3 separate regions of the Homo sapiens genome follow, and all the other regions are linked to region 1. A link is a loop called in an ENCODE intact Hi-C map of the cell type or tissue named here. Cell type or tissue: gastrocnemius medialis. All regions are shown on one strand.

What was found. Peaks named below come from ENCODE experiments on the same cell type or tissue, not always from the same donor. Only the 100,000 strongest peaks of a DNase experiment are listed, where the experiment ranks them.
Region 2: a loop joins it to region 1, with 11 times the contacts of the local background. A loop is called at or near these places in 44 of 110 quality-filtered maps.
Region 3: a loop joins it to region 1, with 2.7 times the contacts of the local background. A loop is called at or near these places in 4 of 110 quality-filtered maps.

What each region holds. Positions count from the first base shown.
Region 1 is chr4:40,839,978-40,842,477 of GRCh38, forward strand. The region is part of intron 12 of APBB2 (amyloid beta precursor protein binding family B member 2); the gene reads right to left. Among named protein-coding and RNA genes, the nearest start is that of NSUN7, 91 kb to the left of the region's middle. RefSeq lists enhancers at 612-701, 722-821, 973-1,474. In gastrocnemius medialis, a CTCF peak has its summit at 1,193 (motif pointing right); a DNase peak (open chromatin) is centred at 1,224; H3K4me3 peaks cover 331 bases; H3K27ac peaks cover 1,621 bases.
Region 2 is chr4:40,896,698-40,899,197 of GRCh38, forward strand. All of the region lies in intron 10 of APBB2 (amyloid beta precursor protein binding family B member 2), which reads right to left. Among named protein-coding and RNA genes, the nearest start is that of NSUN7, 150 kb to the left of the region's middle. RefSeq lists enhancers at 689-1,189, 895-1,189. In gastrocnemius medialis, a CTCF peak has its summit at 1,089 (motif pointing left); a DNase peak (open chromatin) is centred at 1,072.
Region 3 is chr4:40,916,007-40,918,506 of GRCh38, forward strand. The region is part of intron 10 of APBB2 (amyloid beta precursor protein binding family B member 2); the gene reads right to left. Among named protein-coding and RNA genes, the nearest start is that of NSUN7, 170 kb to the left of the region's middle. In gastrocnemius medialis, a CTCF peak has its summit at 1,093 (motif pointing left); DNase peaks (open chromatin) are centred at 445 and 1,055; H3K27ac peaks cover 1,716 bases.

The sequences.
Region 1 (2,500 bases):
TTTTTAATAAATATTTGCACTCATATGAATTATACTAAGACTTGCTAAAATGTACCCAGTGACCCTTCCCTCCCAGCTTATCTTTCTATTGATGCTATTGCAAAGGGCAGGTCCCATCTGCAAATAAGGATAAGACAGCAGCAAACGGATTGGATCCAAACATCGCACTTCTGGCACTTTAGGACAAAGGGCTTTCTCTCCTCTTTGTTTCACCTGTGCAGGGCCTAGCATGAGATCCAAAATAGAATTCAAAAGGTAAGCCCACATGAGAACACGGTGTAATTATAGGGTTCCTGGGCTATACAAAAATGTGGGTTGTTGACAGTCTGTACAAGGTCTGGAGGAAGAATGAGTCCTGTTTTCAAGACTGGATGCTTTTATTTTCTGACTGCACTTTGAAAAAATCTTGTTTTGAGAGTGGGAGGAATCAGGAAGCGAAAGTACGTAAGAAACTTCATCTTTCCAGATGGCCAATCCAGAATGACCCCCCGCAAAACACACACATGTAAGACTCTGGTTTTCTGTTCTTTTTAACCCAATGTCACATGTATCACATGCAGGCATCACTAATTTCACAAAGTTCAGGCTCTCGCTTGGTAAGCTTAACTTACTTTCTCCTTCTTTGCAAGCTTAAAAAGATGCTAAGTTTTTTAGCCTCCGAAAGGAGTATCCCAGGTACTCGTCACCTGGGTAAACACACAGGCTTAGCAGGGAATTCTTCACCAGGCACGCTCATGAGACACAGTGTGTAAATAGCAGATCTGAAATTCTACCACCTGCAATTATCGAGGTGGCTTGGGCAAACTAGAATCTGTAGCCCTCTCTAGAACAGGGTCCTGGTGTTAATATTCAGAGCAACTGCCTCCCAGCGAGGACACTCACATAAACAAGGAGGATAGGAACTAGCGAACACCTGAAAATGTCCTCCCCATTGACTCTGATGGGACTGGCTGTTATTTTACATGAAGGAGCTCACATCCACATGCACAGCCCTCATCCTCCAGAACTTTCCACCACCTGCCCCCGCCAGGGTCTCCTCAAAGTGATTTAAAAAGTCAGTGAAACCTGCAAATTCTCCTAATCACACTCTCTGGAAGACCAGCCCTGCAGGTGTCACCGCCCACTCTATGCTGTCTCTCCCTCTTAACCACTGGACTATGACAGCAGCACATCACAGGGGAAAACAGCCACCAGCAGAGGGCAGTCACAACACCAGTGTGGCAGGAAATACCAGCTGAGGACTCATCACTTCCAGCTCCCAACCAGGCAGGGAGGTTACATGACACCAACTCCGACACAAAGAGGAGATCTGCCTTCGTGTCTCTCCGCTTTGCCCAGCAGGAACCACCATCATTCATTCAAGGAGAATTATCTCCAAATTCCCTTATTCCATCAAAAGTGGAGTTTTTATTAAGTGGTAGAGCTATGGAATCATGGAGCTTAAAGTCCCCAATCAATCAAACGGGCAGGCGGACATGCAGAGCATTGGAAAAACACAACTGAGGTCAAAATCTCTTGTTTCATAGGTATGTCTTTTCTGTGGTTCTATCCTTCTTGTGGTGGAGAGGGAGGACCATATATTTTGGCTAATAATTGACACTGAAACTGAATCAGTGCTTCTGGCTAGGCTAGTAGCCTAGTGCCAACCCTTACCAATCAAATTCTAGAGAATATGTAATATAAGCACTAATATTATTTATTTATTTATTTATTTATTTAGAGACAGAGTATCCCTCTGTCACCCTGGCTGGAATGCAGTGGTGCCATCTTGGCTCACCGCAACCACTGCCTCCCAGGTTCAAGTGGTTCTCCTGCCTAGGCCTCCCAAGTAGCTGTGATTACAGGTGCCCACCACCACGCCTAGCTAATTTTTTGTATTCTTAGTAGAAATGAGATTTTGCCATGTTGGCCAGGCTGGTCTTGAACTCCTGACCTCGAGTGATCCACCTACCTCGGCCTCCCAAAGTGTTAGGATTACAGGCGTGAGCCACCACGCCCGGCCATGATATTAATTTTTCCAGAAGCATGAAAAGCCTCCTTCTACAACATGGCACATAACCTATTTCCATCACATTCACTCCCTGCCACACTGATGAGATTTTTCTCAGTCGTTAGTGAGTGACCACATTGGTGTTAGACTTAATCACTCAGCCCATCACCTTCCACAACCAGGGTCAAACACAGTAGAGAATGAGGAACGCAGATGCAATTCCAGACTCTGTTTTAAATGCTGGTGATAAGAGGCGAAACAAAACAAAACAAAACAAAAGTTCTGCCTTTCAAAGACAAGGATGGTTGTGAGGATGGCAATGCGACATGAAGAAAGCAAGTGAGCTTTGCCAGACACGTTAAGACACCACGAAGGGGGGAGAAGTGAAAATCGGCCGGTTACCTCTCTCTGAATCCGGGAAGGCGTGAGGGAACAGAGCAGAAACAACACGTTAGCATTCACACGGCATCCCGCCAATAACACAGCCCCGTTAACAGCGAGTCTGAGCAC
Region 2 (2,500 bases), 57 kb after region 1:
TAGTTCTGGGGTATCCCTGTCATTCTGGCAAAATTATTCAGAGCAGCTCCTTTTACTCTCAAAAAGTGTCCTGGGTTAGACAATAAATCATATGATCACCTCAGTCAAAATTCTGGTGAATTCGGCTTCTGGCATGGAAACTGGGGCTTGGACAGGGTACTGTGGAAATGGGGTTCAAGACCCACAGAAGCTGCCACCAGGAGAGCATCTTAGTGACCCTGGCTGGAGTGAGCCCTAAGACAGCAATGTTACTGTGAGATAATACTCTTCAAACCAGAAGTCAGAAATGCGTTTTCCCACTGTCTCCAGCTGTCTACTATAAAATCCTACAACCTAGGACTGCTCAAAAGAATTCAGTAACAACAAAGAAGGTAAAAAAGAATACTGGCTGTTTTCTCTCCTTGGAATCCAAGATGACAAATATTTTGATCTAACAGCTCACTGAACACCCAGAGTATCATTCTTAGCTAAAATATGCAAATCACCCGACCTCACCCCAGCACATTAATAATACTGTTTTTGCCGGGTGGGCAAACAGGCTCATGCCTGTAATCCCAGCACTTTTGGAGGCTAAGGCAGGCGGATCACTTCAGGCCAGGAGTTCGAGACGAGCCTGGCCAACATGGTGAAACCCCGTTTCTACTAAAAATACAAAAATTAGCCAGGTGTGGTGGCACATGCCTGTAATCCCAGCTACTCGGGAGGCCGAGGCAAGAGAATCGTGGCAAAAGAATCGTTTGAACCCGGGAGGCGGAGGCTGCAGTGAGCCGAGATCGCGCCACTGCACTCTAGCCTAGGCGACAAGAGCAAAACTCCGTCTCAAAAAAAAAAAAAATTGTTTTGTCATACTGATGAATATAAGCCTGACATATTACTATAGTGAGTTTATTTAAAATCATTTTTCTTGGGTAACCCTGCTCTTGTTTTAATTTAGTTTCTCATCTGAAGAGTTTCACCCCATTCCATGTGGCTTAAGTGAGAGGAAACAGGTGTAAGCGGGACTAGGCAGCTCCGCCCGAGGGGCCAGCTTGGCTTCTTCCCAAAGAAGGGAGCAGAAACGAGCAACCTGCAATGTTTGGTGCTGCCCCCGTGTGGCCAGGAAGGTTCATAACCACCACCACTTTCCCTTAAACCCAGGAAGGGATGCCGGGCGTAATCAGTTCTGGGAATAAATGCTCATCTTGGAGCATGGGAAGAGCTCAAAGTATTTAATCAAGTCATCTGCCACTTAAAAAAAAAAGTTAACAAAAAAAAATCAACATATACACTTTGACTTATGCCCATTCTTCAATAGTTCTTAACCAAAAGGGCAAAAGAGTAATGGTTCAGGGTAGAACCGTGTCATCAGAGGAGTCTGGATTCAAGTCACGATTTTGCTACTTTCTGGCTGGTGACTTTGAGTTAAGTCACTTCAGGTCTCTAAGTCTCAGTCTCTTCATCTGTAAAATAATAATGCCACCTATACTTTACAGCATGTGCGAGGCCCAAAGAAGATAATGCTGGTAAAATGCTTAGCATCATGCCTGGCAGACAGTCAAAACTTCGCAAATGTTTATTATTATTTTTTGTTTGTTTATTATTTTTGAGATGGAGTCTCACTCTGTTGCCCAGGCTGGAGTGCAGTGGCGTGGCGTCAGCTCACTGCAACCTCCGTCTCCCAGGTTCAAACGATTCTCCTGCCTCAGCCTCCCGAGTAGCTGGGATTACAGGCATGCGCCACCACGCCTCGCTAATTTTTTGTCTTTTTAGTAGAGACGGGGTTTCACCATGTTGGCCAGGCTGGTCTCAAACTCCTGACCTCAGGTGATCCACCCACCTTGGCCTCCCAAAGTGCTGGGATTATAGGCATTTGCCACAGCATCCGGCTTTTATTATTATTATTGATAAACTTTTACTCTTTTCTATTAGTGGATTTTAAGGATTTCTCTAGTTTAACAGATTTCAGCCAAAGCCAGCACGTGGAGATGTACTGTAGACCACGATACATACGAATATATGATCTGGAGGGCTTTCTTAAAACACACAACAGGCCGGGCATGGTGGCTCATGCTTGTAATCCCAGCACTTTGGGAGGCCAAGGTGGGCGGACCACTTGAGGTCAACAGAGTGAGACTCCATCTCAAAAAAAAAAGAAAGAAAAAAGAAACACACACACACTCACACACACACACACACACACACACAGAACACTGGGCCCCTTCCCCAGAGTTTCTGATTCAGTAGGTCTGGGTAGGACCCAAGAATCTATATCTCTAACAAGCTCTCAGATGATGCTGAAGTTGTGATCTGGGAGCCACACCTTGAGAACCACTGCTATAGACAGATGGCTCCTTTCTTTACCCTAAGTTATGTGGTTCCTCAGACTGAAAGTAAAATCTAGGTTCAAATCCCAGGGCTGCCTCTTACCATTTTTGACCTTGGGTGAGTTAGTTAACCTGTCTGTGTCTCAATGTCCTCGTTATAAAATGTGGGTACTAAAAATAACTTGTCTCACAACAAA
Region 3 (2,500 bases), 76 kb after region 1:
CACTCAGGGAAATGGTCCCTGACCGACTGGAACTCAGTGTGTAATGCAAAGGTGAAGTAAATACAAAGAAACTCTCTGCCAAGATAGGCATGGTAATTGCAGAAGAGAAAACATTTTAGGTAGTTGTTCTAAAGAATTTGCTGTAAATTAGATATGATGAATTCCTACGGGGAGGAATGTATGTGCACAGAGCTGAGACATGAAAAAGGAGACCACAGTCAGCCACAGACTGGAATTAAGGCTAGAAACCTAACCCCAGAGCTGAGAAGGTATCTGAGGAGGAGACATCTCTCAGGCTAGACCTGAAGACAGACAGACAGACAGACAGACAGAATGAAGTGCTCCCTTGTGGCTTCTGCTCACAAGAAGGCAAAAAGTGGATGCTGTCATTGGCAAGCCTGTTCCAGAAGCATGTGTCATGTTCCTAAGATAGTCACTTCCCACCCGTTCTGCACATGGAGATTGGCAACTGTTCCTCAGTATTGGCTGAGCTGCGATTTTCAAAATGCAAGAAGATATGTTTCCCTTTGAAAGAAACAATTTGGCCCATGTAGACTTATGTGGTTGGATTTTGTTCCAAGTAGGTAACATACCCGTGTCTCTGTGCAATCATGTCTTACCCTGTGTGTACGTGGCCACCAGGAAAGACAGACAGGGAGAAACTGAAGGAAGCCCAGGAGGTCCAGAAACTAGAAACTATTCTGAGAGCGAGCATGACTGACCGACCCTGGTGATCACACAAAAACAAGGAGGGACCCAGAGGATGTTGCGAGGCAATGGATTCCCAAAATTCCAAGAGAAGCAACCGCAGGTGAGATCCTGTTGTGAAGCCTTGAGATGGTGACGGGGCAGAAGTATGCAGTGAACGGGAGACCTGAGTGTGGAGTCTGTGGTGGGGAAGGTCAGAGGGAAGAGGGGAGGACTTCGTATCATGCAGCCTACACAGCCTGCAGGCCATGATACCACGTCCCTGGGCTCTGCTGCACCGCAGACTTCTGCAGGCTTCCTCAAGTGGCCAGGGCTCTCACTCAGGGTCAAGTCAGGGCGGCAACTCCTGTGCTGTGTTGACTGCGGCTCATTACTGCCACCTGTGGGACAACTGGGACTGTCTTCTGAATGGACCTGGGGTGGGTCTAGTGATTTGAGGCCCTGCAGAAGTTTATTGATCCCAAATCTGAACTCCAACTGCAGATGGTAGCTCATCTCTTCACCTTCATATTCTGCTATTCTCTAAGTGAACTCCAGCTCCCCAGCTAGCCCCAGAACCTGGCTTTTAGAGCTGAACTCCAAGATTTCTTGTCTTCAGCTTGATGGATGAGGCCCATCAAAGAAAGGGAAGTGACTTGCCCAAGGTCTCCCGGGCTGGAAGCAGCAGAGACGGGTGAACAGTGGGGTCCTCTGTCCACAGTACTCATCCCACCACCTGCTACGGTCCCCTGACAAGCCACTGAGGTCAGGGTCCCCATGTGTATTTTTTTCATATCCCACAATACCTAGGTAAGTGCTAAGCAGATAACCAGTACTTAAGATCTCTCAATGAATTTTTTTCATCCAATGAGAAAATTTAGACTATCCAGAGAAAAAAACACCAAAAATAATTAAAGCAACATGAGTTCTGTGAATTATAAAGGTAGAGGGAGTTGAGGTCAATTTTATCAGAGAGGGAATGGGTTATCTTAAAGTATTTGAATGAGTTGGGAAAATATCAACCAAGAGTTGCCCTTCTACAGGATATCAAAGAAGTAGAAGCTTTGGAATGATGAGGAGTATTTGCAGAACAGTAATGGTGAACTTCTTAAGAAAAAGAGATGTTAAAACAAGGAATCCTCTACCAAGGGTGCTGTGTGCTTTTTATCCACAGGGCAAAGGTTTAAAAACAGAGTGATCAGTTAACTCTCCCTATGAACCTTCTTGTTTTAACAGAGATGAATGGACCAGAGACTCAGGTTTATTCTGTATCTAGGTTATAATTCCACATGCAAAACGCAATCTCTGTGAAACTTATTCCATGACAATGCAATACAGCTTCCCATTTCTCACATTGCTTTTGAAGGAGAGGATGGCAGTTCACACTTTAGCACATAAAACAGAACACAATATTATGAATATTTTCACTTATTTACAATGTGACGTATCCCAGTGCTGGCCAAACCACTCTATCATAATTCTATGCAGCTTAATCTAGTGGGAAAGGGACTAGCTTGAACTAGCACATCCCCACACTGGCTAGTACACAGTTACTGAGCACTGGCCAAGCTCATCTCTACAGACATCTTTCAAAGAGAGAGGCCCACAAAGAACTCCATAGGAATGTGAAGGTGTTTTGCAGGCAATGCCACACCAACACATGCTTGAGTGCCACTGGGGAACCTCTGAGCTATCTGTGTCAATTTTGTCCCCAGTATTAACTTTTTAAGTTAAAAGATTTGGGGGAAAATGTTTTATAGGCACTACACTATTTACCCACAGCCTATCTCTTGGACAGTAAGAGTGCTTTAAT